Linked DNA regions of Mus musculus: region 2 is linked to region 1. The links are chromatin loops, found by intact Hi-C in ENCODE. Cell type or tissue: gastrocnemius. All regions are shown on one strand. Each heading gives the region's core, and the rest is flanking DNA. Links, peaks and the distances in the headings are about the cores only.

Evidence for each region. Hi-C counts contacts between places; a loop is a spot of excess contacts. Peaks named below come from ENCODE experiments on the same cell type or tissue, not always from the same donor. Only the 100,000 strongest peaks of a DNase experiment are listed, where the experiment ranks them.
Region 2: a loop joins it to region 1, with 10 times the contacts of the local background. A loop is called at or near these places in 15 of 42 quality-filtered maps.

The regions. Positions count from the first base shown.
Region 1 is chr17:34,651,518-34,657,105 of GRCm38, forward strand. Atf6b (activating transcription factor 6 beta) reads left to right here. Exons shown (of 18, transcript NM_017406.4): 10 at 45-230; 11 at 313-404; 12 at 1,131-1,310; 13 at 1,472-1,579; 14 at 1,697-1,778; 15 at 1,985-2,055; 16 at 2,187-2,298; 17 at 2,404-2,488; 18 at 2,954-3,557. The coding sequence ends at 3,180. Among named protein-coding and RNA genes, the nearest start is that of Atf6b, 7.2 kb to the left of the region's middle. In gastrocnemius, for the core only: CTCF peaks have their summits at 2,559 (motif pointing right) and 4,396 (motif pointing right); DNase peaks (open chromatin) are centred at 2,514, 3,011 and 4,206; H3K4me3 peaks cover 1,152 bases; H3K27ac peaks cover 2,670 bases.
Region 2 is chr17:34,710,152-34,715,078 of GRCm38, forward strand. Tnxb (tenascin XB) reads left to right here. Exons shown (of 33, transcript NM_031176.2): 17 at 1,283-1,606; 18 at 2,759-3,046; 19 at 3,361-3,639; 20 at 4,439-4,720. Among named protein-coding and RNA genes, the nearest start is that of Gm24389, 25 kb to the left of the region's middle. In gastrocnemius, for the core only: a CTCF peak has its summit at 3,083 (motif pointing left); a DNase peak (open chromatin) is centred at 3,061.

The DNA of each region.
Region 1 (5,588 bases), core at 908-4,907:
TGATCTCTCTAACTCATCTTCATTCTCAACCTCACTGGTGCAAGGCAAAGCTGTTGAAGCGGCAGCAGCGGATGATCAAGAATCGAGAGTCGGCCTGCCAGTCCCGCCGCAAGAAGAAAGAGTACCTGCAAGGCCTGGAGGCCCGGCTGCAGGCTGTGCTGGCCGACAACCAGCAGCTGCGCAGGGAGAACGCTGCCCTCCGGCGGCGGCTGGAGGCCCTGCTGGCAGAGGTCAGCCTGTGCTACCCTTGGAGAGAGGGCTGGGAAGGCAGGCCCGAGACCACACTCACCTCCTGTCTTCCTCTGCCTGCAGAACAGCGGGCTCAAGCTGGGGTCTGGAAACAGGAAGGTTGTCTGCATCATGGTCTTCCTTCTCTTCATTGCCTTCAACTTTGGGCCTGTGAGGTGAGCCCCTCACCACCTCCCTGCAGCCCTGGATGGAGCTGAGCCTCACAGATGAGCTGCTCAGTTGTCTGCTCAGCCCCGGGCACTGTGTTCCACTTACACAAGCATTCCCGCCCCTGCAGCCCAGATGCTGTTTCCATCAGCCATTGCTAGTGTGTACTGTTTCCCTCGGAGGAGGTGCATGGTGGGTGGGGGGTGGCGATAGTGTTAATGAGAACTGACCCCAGGAGTGGGCCAGGTGCTTGGCACCCCACCACCAGGACATACATTTGATCCCTGAACCTGAATTTTGAAAAGACTGGATGTGGTAGCATGGACAGCAATGGGAAGACAGAGCCAGGCAGGTCCCCGGGGCTCATTGGCCCTTGATGAATGGCAGGCTGCTGAGAGACAGTGTCAAATAAAGGAAGAGGGTGGGTCGTGCTGAGCAGTGACTTTTGTATGCACATGTACATATGTGTACATAAGTACACACAAACCCCTGCCCCGACACACCCGTGTAAGTGGCTCACAGGCTCCCTGGCTATGAGGCCTTAGAGTCCTCGTTCTCCTTTCCTATTTCCTGGACCTGTGAGATTGGCATCCTCTCTACTCCCCACTCACTGAAGGGAGATGCAGCCATGTGGAACAGGTTATACCTTCCTCAGTCTGCAGAGTCCTGACTCGCACTGCACCAGACAGCTGAGAAAGCCAGAATTCTTTCCCTCCCCGCTTCCCTGCCCACAGCATCAGCGAGCCGCCTCCAGCTCCCATGTCTCCTCGGATGAGCAGGGAGGAACCTCGACCCCAGAGGCACCTGCTGGGCTTCTCAGAACCAGGGCCAGCTCATGGCATGGAACCCCTTCGGGAAGCCGCCCAGAGCCCCGGGGAGCAGCAGCCCAGCTCTGCAGGCAGGCCCAGCTTCAGGTGAGAAGCAGAAAGACCCCTCCTGTAAGAAGGAAGGAGTCATCTTCCTAAAGCCTGCCCTTGCAGGGTGTAGAGCCAAAGTTGCTCTTGGCCCGGGGGTTTGATGGTGTCCTGTGCTGGGCAGTCTCTCTCTGGTCATTGCCTCCTCTGCTTCACTTCAGAAACCTGACGGCCTTCCCCGGGGGAGCCAAGGAGCTGCTGCTGAGAGACCTGGACCAGCTCTTCCTCTCCTCAGACTGTCGCCATTTCAACCGAACTGAGTCTCTGAGGTGTGCATAGTCTGTCCTTCTGTGTGGAAGTGCCAGCTCCCCTGCCTTCTCATGCCTGCTTGTGGGCATGGGGCATACATTTTGGCCTTCCTTAGAGCTGGTGGTCTGTCTCCCTAGGCTTGCTGATGAGCTGAGTGGCTGGGTCCAACGTCACCAGAGAGGTCGACGGAAGATACCTCACAGGGCCCAGGAGAGACAGGTAGGAGCCAGTGGGCGGGCCAAGGAAGGTGAGAGCAAGACAAAGCTACTGTCCTGGGGATTCCAGGTGGACATTTTAGAGAGATTTCAAGGGTTCTTGGGGGACATGGAGGAGTGGGTGTGAGATGGCACCAGCTTCCAGGGACCGCCTCTCTTTTTCCCTCCTCCCTTTACCCTCTTCAAATCTTTAGATACTTCTCCTTCCAGAAGTCTCAGCTACGGAAGAAGTCTCCTCCAGTGAAACCTGTCCCCACCCAACCTCCAGGACCCCCTGAAAGGTAAGTGCTGGGTAAGCACTCGTAAGTGAGGTCACTAGAGAGAGCTGTACCCCAGGAGGACACTGCTGTTGTTCCGGAGGAATCTGTCACCCTTTCCACCAGGCTTCCTGAGTCTGTTCTCACCTGCCTAGGGACCCCGTGGGCCAGCTGCAGCTCTACCGCCACCCCGGCCGCTCGCAGCCGGAGTTTCTAGACGCAATTGACCGGAGGGAGGATACCTTCTATGTTGTCTCCTTCCGAAGGGTGAGCTCCCCTCCCCCTGTCATGTGCCTGTCACCCTGGGTCCCCAGCTGGGGAACCTGTCAGTGTGTCTTCCCCTGCCATCCAGCATGGCCCTTCTGCTCCTAGGACCACCTGCTGCTCCCAGCCATCAGCCACAACAAGACATCCAGGCCCAAGATGTCGCTGGTGATGCCAGCCATGGCCCCCAATGGTAATTCTCCCTCTGGCTATGGAGAGGGTTCTGAAATCTAAAACTGAGGAAGGAGGGAGTTCTCATAGAGAACCAGCAGGGGGCGCTAAGGGAAAAAGTGCGAGGAGGGACTTGGAACCAAGGGGAAGAAAAAGTGGGGAGACAAGGGCCTGCAATTGAGCATTGAGGGCTCAGGAGTCTGAGATGGGAAGATGGGGAGTCTGGGTTGCACAGTGAGATCCTTTCTCAACCAGACCAAAGCTGCTCTGATAGGTGGCGGCTAGGCTTTTCTTTCTTGACCTCCTGTCCCATGTGCCCCTTACTTGTTGTCACTTACCTTCCTACGCCAGCCCTCTGCCCGCCTCACTCGGCCTGTGGGCTGCCTCTGCCCTCCTCCTCTTCCCAACTTTCTAACCATCTTCCTCATCTCACCCCACCCACCACTGTCTGCCTCCCCTTCCCCGCTTCCCTCTCTCCTTCACACAGAGACCGTGTCAGGCCGGGGCCCCCCAGGGGACTATGAGGAGATGATGCAGATCGAGTGTGAGGTCATGGACACCAGGGTGATTCACATCAAGACCTCTACGGTGCCCCCCTCGCTCCGGAAGCAGCCGTCCCCATCCCCGGGCAATACCACAGGTGGCCCCTTGCCAGGCTCCGCAGCTAGTCCTGCCCATCAGGCCTCCCAGCCCCTCTACCTCAATCACCCCTGACATCCTCACCTCACAGTGACTTAGAACCGGGTTAGGGAACCTGATCCTGGGGCTCGGGGGCAATTGTAAAGGAAGACGGGGTGTGGGGGTTAAGCACTTAGTGGGACTAGGGTGGGTGGTTCACCTCTCTTCTCACTCTTTCCAGAAATATAGGGCTCCTCTCATTCCTGCACTCCCAGTCCTCTTTCCCCGAGGGTACCTCGTGAGGGTTTCCCCCATATCCTCTTCATTCTCTCCTTTATCTGTTTGGGAGTCAAGGTGGGACTAGGTCCCCAGGTGGGACAAGGGATGGTTGTGGGTGGCAGAAGTCAGTTTATGTGTGTGCGTATCTTTTTTTTATTATTATTAAATAAACAACGTGGAGGGGTGTAAAGGAACGGCGGCCACCTTCCTAGTGTGTGACGTGTATAGGGCCAGCATCAAAGGAAGCAGCACTGAGGATGGCGTGGTGGGGTGAGAAGGAGCCAGACCTCATGTCCCCGTCCCCCCTGTCCCAGCCCAGCAACTCTAGGGCATGTCTGTCTAGCTGTCTGTGGCGTGACAGCAGATAGAACATCTCACCGGAATGTGTCTGAGTAAACAGGAAGGACAGGACAGGGGCCCCACGCCCTTGATGGGGTGCAGCAGCTCCAGCCCTTGCTCTGCTGCAGGTCCCCCCTGGCTTTCCAGGATGAGCTGTCCACACAAACAACAGGCGTGGGGGCCAGAGGGCTTGAAGCCCAGGAAGGCGGGGTCACAGCGGAGGGGGCCTGGTAGGGAGGTGAAGAAGGGGGCACATTACAGGACATCCTCTAGGCCCTGAACTGAGGAAGACAGACCTGAGGGAGGCCCAGATGGATGGAGACAGTGGCTCAGGCAGATAGGGCCGTGAGCTCCGAGTGGGAGGAAAGGGACCAGATCCAGATGAGGGCCCCAGTCTGCCTGGCTGCGAGTCCCCTGCAGTCACTCCCATTGCAGCAGTGCCTTAGGCCTGACCCTACAGGAGTGGCCCGGGTCAGCTGGAGGGTGTGAGCTGGACCTGGGCTCCGAGCCCAGATGACTGGACAGGGGCTGCCTGGCTCTAAGCCCAGCCCTGAAGGAGGGAGGAAGAACCTCACGTGTCCAGCCAGGCTTTCCCCTCCTCTCTTCACCCATCCCTACTGTGTTTGGGGTGAAAACAGACTGGGGAACTATGGCAACCTGGAACTAGGGCTCCCAGGAACTCAGCCTCTCCTCCCTCCAGAGGGCAGCTCTGGTCCACAGCCACTTCCTGTCCCAGGATCCCTGAGCACCTTATCCAGGGAGTAAGGGAAGCAGATGGCCTGGTCCTGGGCTGCTTCACGGCCCTGTACTAGCTGATGTCCTTAAACACCTTGGGCTCGTCCTCTGTAAGATGTGACCCTCCTCCTGACTTCCGAGGGTGGTACTGGGAAACTTGGTCCTTGGACAGGACTATTAGGCACTGCCTCCGTCCTGGGTCTGCTTCACCTTGTACCCATCACGTCCCCGACCCATTTGAGAAGGTGCTCCAAGAGCTGGCACCCCACACTGAGGACTCTGGGATGGTTCCCTTGCACTTCCAAGTGGTGGAAGACTGGGACCCTCAGACATGGGGGAGGGGCATCATGGGGGCCAAGGAGAGACGCGGAGATGGGGTTGCAGGGTCACAGGTGCAAACGGGCTTGTCTGTTGCCCTGCAGGCCAGTACAGGCTCCCTTCTGTCCAGTCTGCTCTGTGGTGCCCCCTCAGCATGCCAGCCCGCTGTCACTCTGGCACCTAAGCAGCCCCTTCCTGCCTCAGGCCCACTGCTTCCTGGTCAGCTCTGGGGTCATAGTTGGGGGTCTTCACCCTCTGCCCACCACTCTGTTGGCTGCTTAGTTCTCTCTCTGTGTCTCTTCACAGTTTACCCTTCCTCTGCCTTGTCCTGCTCCTTGGTCTTCACATCTCTTCCCGCTGGCTGTGTGCAGTGGTCTCCGTTCTGTCCCCTCTTCTGTTCACACCACAGTCAGACCCCCTCACTCTGTCCCACCGCCTCTTCTCTCTCCCTCCATGCTTCCCTCCCTCCCTGCGCCTCACTCCAAGCTTAGTCCTCTCCCTGGCTGTGGGGGCCAGGACTGGGGAGCCCAGTGTTTGCCTCATCATTCTGCTATGGCTTCTGGATACAGCACATCTGGATCCCGGGGCCCAGATGTGTGGTTGCCACAGCGACCTCAGTCCCTCTGGTAAATACAGGCGCCCACCCGCTCCAGAGCAGAGAACAAAACAATTGTGTGACTTTCTTTTGTCACGAGATAGAAATGTCCTCCCCTCCTCCTCCCGTCTCCCCACACCCATGTCTCTAGGCTGAGAGTTTGAAGGCCCCAGACCCTTCTTGCCAGGGTGTTGGAGCCCTCTAGCCTTGTACTTCCATCTTCTCAAGCCATTTCTTT
Region 2 (4,927 bases), core at 918-4,917, 59 kb after region 1:
TGACAGTGACAGGATCATCCCCAGACTCCCTGAGCCTCTCCTGGACCGTCCCCCAGGGAGAATTTGACTCCTTCACTGTCCAATACAAGGACAGTGATGGGCGGCCCCAGGTGATGCGTGTCGGGGGCCAGGAGAGGGAGGTCATCGTGAGAGACCTGGATCCTGGGCGCAAGTACAAGATGAACCTGTATGGACTCCATGAGGGGCGTCGCGTGGGCCCCGTGTCCACCGTGGGCATGACTGGTGAGTAAAGAAGTTTCTAAACGTGGTCAGGGCAAAGATCTGAGCCCAGCAAGAAAGTCCATCAAGGAGAGCCAGTTCAGGGGAGACAGGGTAGTGGCTATGTGGAGCATGTTCAAAAAAGATAAGGAATGGAGAGAGAGAAGTCACATGGGTGTTGGCAGAAATTTGGGTGTGTTCTAGGAATGGAAGTCTGGAAAGACAGAGGAGATGTGGTGGAGTCACTGCTGCTCGTATTGTTTATAAATGCTTCTTTATATTCCAAGATCAGAGAAGAGCTAATGTGGTGTGTGTGTGTGTGTCCATCTCCAGAGAAGGAAGCTCTGACCACACAGGTGGTGCCCACCACAACTCCTGAGCCCCCTCCTAAGAAGCCACACCTGGGAGAGCTGACTGTGACAGATGCCACGTCTGATTCCCTGAGCCTCTCTTGGACAGTCCCTGAGGGGCAGTTTGAGCAATTCGTGATCCAGTACAAGAACGGGGATGGGCAGCCCAAGGTGGTGCGGGTGCCAGGGCATGAGGACCAGGTCACCATCTCTGGCCTGGAGCCAGACCACAAGTACAAGATGAACCTGTATGGCATCCACAGTGGTCAGCGTTTTGGCCCCGTGTCTACTGTTGGGGTGACAAGTGAGTGGACTGTGGGATCCTCACAGGGTGGAGGACTCAATGGGGAGTGACTTCAGGTTAGATGAGCTGGAATTGATAGGTCAATAGTGACTGAAGTGTTCAGTAACAGAGCTGCTGTAGCTGAGGGTGTAGCCTGTGTGTCCCTCCTGTGGTGGGCCTATCTCCCTGGGCAAGGGCTTCCACAGAAGCCGTTGCTGTGCTGGTAGCTGCTCAGGTTGCATCAGGTCACACAAACTCACACACCCAGAAAAGCTTGAGCATGTTGATCAGGTAAACAGGGCCACTGGACTCAAAGAGGGCTTCTCTGAAATGACATCGGGACCCATCTGGTAGCCTTAGCATCTTTCATCTTCTCAAGAGTCAGGGACATCTGCTGGAGACCCTGCTAACCTCTCTGTCGCCTTTTCAGCTGCAGTGGAAGAGCCCCCCAGCCCCACAGAGCCCAGCATAGAGGCCCCAGAGCCCACTGAGGAGCCACTCCTGGGAGAGCTGACAGTGACAGGATCGTCCCCAGACTCTCTGAGCCTCTCCTGGACCGTTCCCCAGGGAGACTTTGATTCCTTCACTGTCCAGTACAAGGACAGTGATGGGCGGCCCCAGGTGATGCGTGTCGGGGGCCAGGAGAGGGAGGTCATCGTGAGAGACCTGGATCCTGGGCGCAAGTACAAGATGAACCTGTATGGGCTCCATGAGGGGCGTCGTGTGGGTCCCGTGTCGACTGTGGGTGTGACTGGTGAGTGAAAACTGAGACCTGCTTCTTCTCAAGACCCTATCTTTCCTCCTTCCTGTCTGCCCTGTCCTTCCCTCTCCCTTTCTTCCAAGCTGTCCCTCTGGTGTCAGACACTAAGCTTCTGATCCCCTCACCTAGAATATGGGTCGGTGTGGCTGCCCTCAGAGCTGTTCTTGTCCCCTGTCCTTCCCCATACAGCCTTCCTCCCTCACTCCAGAGCACCACTAAGTCCCACATTCCTTCATTCCTAGCTGTCTCTCTGGGTATCTGGTGACTCGTCAAATGCTCTGCATTTGGGTCCTGGTCTGCCTCCAACTGGACTATGTGGGGTTTTATAAAGCTTTTCGCATGTCGTGTCTGCTCCTGCAGCAGAGGGACATTCATGGTGACACCTGCTAAACCAGTGATTCTCAACCTTCCTAATGGGGTGACCCTTAAAACTTCTTTAAGAACTTATTTATTTAATGCATGCAAGTGCTCTATTTGCATGTATGCCTGCATGCCAGAAGAGGGCATCAGACCCCATTACAGATGGTTGTGGTCCACCATATGGTTGCTCAGAATTGAACTCAGGACCTCTGGAAGAGCAGCTTGTGCTCTGAACCACTGAGCCCTCTTTGTGACCCTTTAATATAGTTCTTCATGTCATGGTGACCCCAACTACTGTTTTTGTTTTGTTTTGTTTTTGCTTGCTTGTTTTGTTTGTTTGTTTGTTTTTGAGACAAGGTTTTCTGTATAACTTTAGCTGTCCTGGCACTCTTTCTCTTTGTAGACCAGGCTAGCCTCGATCTCACAGAGATCTTCTTCCTGCCTCTGCCTCCTGAGTGTTGGGATTAAAGGCATGTGCCACCACCACGTGGCTAACCTCGCTATTGTCATGAATCATAATGCAAATATTTTTGGAGGTTTGTTATTTTAAAGGCAAAGATGCTTTGGAGGTATAATATTTTAGTTTTTCAAGGGGTCTTGACCCACAGGCTGAGAACTCTGTGCTAAACACACTTGGGAGATTCTCCTAAGTGTGAGCCGCCTGCAGCAGTTGCGGGGCGTCCATGGCTGGGGTTGGGTAGAGAGTTAGAAGAGGCCCTGAGAAGCTGCTTTGCAGCCTAGGGACTGCCTGGTCCCCATTCCTCAGTCTCATATACTCTCTTGCAGCCTCTCTGACCACAGAGCCCCCCATAGAGCCCCGCCTGGGAGAGCTGGCTGCAGTAGAAGTGACTTCCAGTACAGTGCACCTGTCCTGGACTGTGGCCCAGGGCCCCTTCGACTCCTTCCTGGTCCAGTACAAGGACACACAGGGGCAGCCCCAGATGGTGCCTGTGAGTGGAGACCTGGGTGAGGTCACCGTCTCAGGTTTGGAGCCAGCCCGAAAGTACAAGTTTCTACTCTTTGGACTCAAGGATGGGAAGCGCCATGGCCCTGTCTCCACAGAAGCAAAGACTGGTGAGTGAGGGCCTGGCATCAGCCCCCGTCCACCGCTGCACCCTTGTGGCAACTGTTGGAATTTCACATTTCAGTGTCCCACATTCCAAACCTTTGCTGACCCATTTCTTTGTCAGATCTACCCAAATTCATACCTCCCTCTGGTCCTTCTCCTTACTGTCTTCAGAATGAGGAAGGCACACTTGCCTCCTTTGCTGGAGGCTCTTTTACCCCTACCCCTGCCCAATAACCCACCAAAACCAGAGGACCCAAACCAGAGCCCGTCACCCCTGCAACTGCTCTACACTCTCTAAGCAGTCTCCTCTCCTCTCCAGTCTCTGATGCAAAGCTGCTTCCTCGTCTTGGGGAGCTCACCGTGACAGACACGACCCAAAACTCCGTGGGTCTCTCCTGGACTGTTCCTGAGGGTGAATTCGACTCTTTCTTAGTCCAGTACAAGAACAGGGGAGGGCAGGTCCAGGTCGTGCCTGCAGCAGCAGACCAACGTGAGGTCACCATCTCCAGCCTGGAGCCCAATAGAAAATACAGGTTCCTGCTCTTCGGCCTCATAGGCCTCAAACGGCTGGGGCCTGTCTCCGTGGAGGGCACCACGGGTGAGCAGAGGGCCTGCCTCCCGCCTTGTGAAGCTCCCATCCCCAGGGCCTTCCAGGGACTAATCTTGTCTTCAGTCTGGGACTAAAGGTCTTTTCAGCAAAGGCAAATCTCTGTTCCTGGGCTGGGCAGGACCTCAGCATTTTGTTCACACTGTTTCCTTCCACTTCTGCTGCCAAGGGAAAGCAGCTTTTAGGCTTGGCTAACCTGGGATCAAAGACCAGGCCAGTCCTTACTAGCCACATGGTATGGGTAGGCCACCTGCTGTGCATCACTACCTACCTCCTCCCCTGTCTGACCTGCAGCCCACTGCTCACTGTGTAACCTGCAGCCCACTGCACCCTGTGTGACCTGCATTGCTCCCTGTGTGACTTACAGCCCACTGTCTTCCCTGTGTGACACTCAGCCCAGAGCTCCCTGTGTGACCCACAGCCCACTGCTCCCCATGTGACAAGTATCCCACTGTCTTCCTTCTTCCCAACCCTAAGTCAGGAGATAGAAAGGGAGGCCTTGGCTGCAGAAAGTCTATGGAAAATTCTGGTACTTTTGTGCCCATGACTCAGCACCAAGGAAGGGGTAGGGTGGGCCCATGACCCAACTCCCAGGTCCGTGATTCACCCAAGCAGACTTCAGGGCCTGGAGCCCTCAGATACCATAATTCTGCCCCACCAAACCCTCATTACACTAGCTCTTCCAAGCATTGTCTGTCATCTACGGGCTGGGTGTCTGTCCCCAAGGCTACACATGTATCCTTGCTTTCCTCTGAAGACTGTGAACTGAATCTTCCTACCCTCCTCTCAGCTCCCGTGGAGAAGACACCACAGCCCCGCCTCGGTGAACTGTCAGTGACAGAGGAGACCTCTGACTCCATGCACCTCTCTTGGTCTGTGGCCCAGGGTCCCTTTGACTCCTTCCTGGTCCAGTACAAGGACAGGGATGGGCAGCTCCAGACGGTGTCCTTGGCTGCAGACCAGCGAGAGGTCACCATAGAGGGTCTACAGCCAGGCAGGAAATACAAGTTCCTGCTCTATGGGCTCACTGGAGGGAAGCGCCTGGGACCCATCTCTGCCTTGGGAGTGACAGGTGAGGCTGTCCTGCCTGGTCTGAAGACCACGGAACTGACTGGAGTGGACAGGAGGGAGGGGGAGAGGCCTGGCCAGAGCCAGAGAAGGGAGAGTTTGTGCCCACCCCACCCCAGGTGTTAATCAGTCATTTGAAAGAACAGGAGAAGCCAGGCCAAGCAGGAAGGAAAGGCCTTGAGGATTCCCTGCTTTCTCTCTCAAGCCCAGC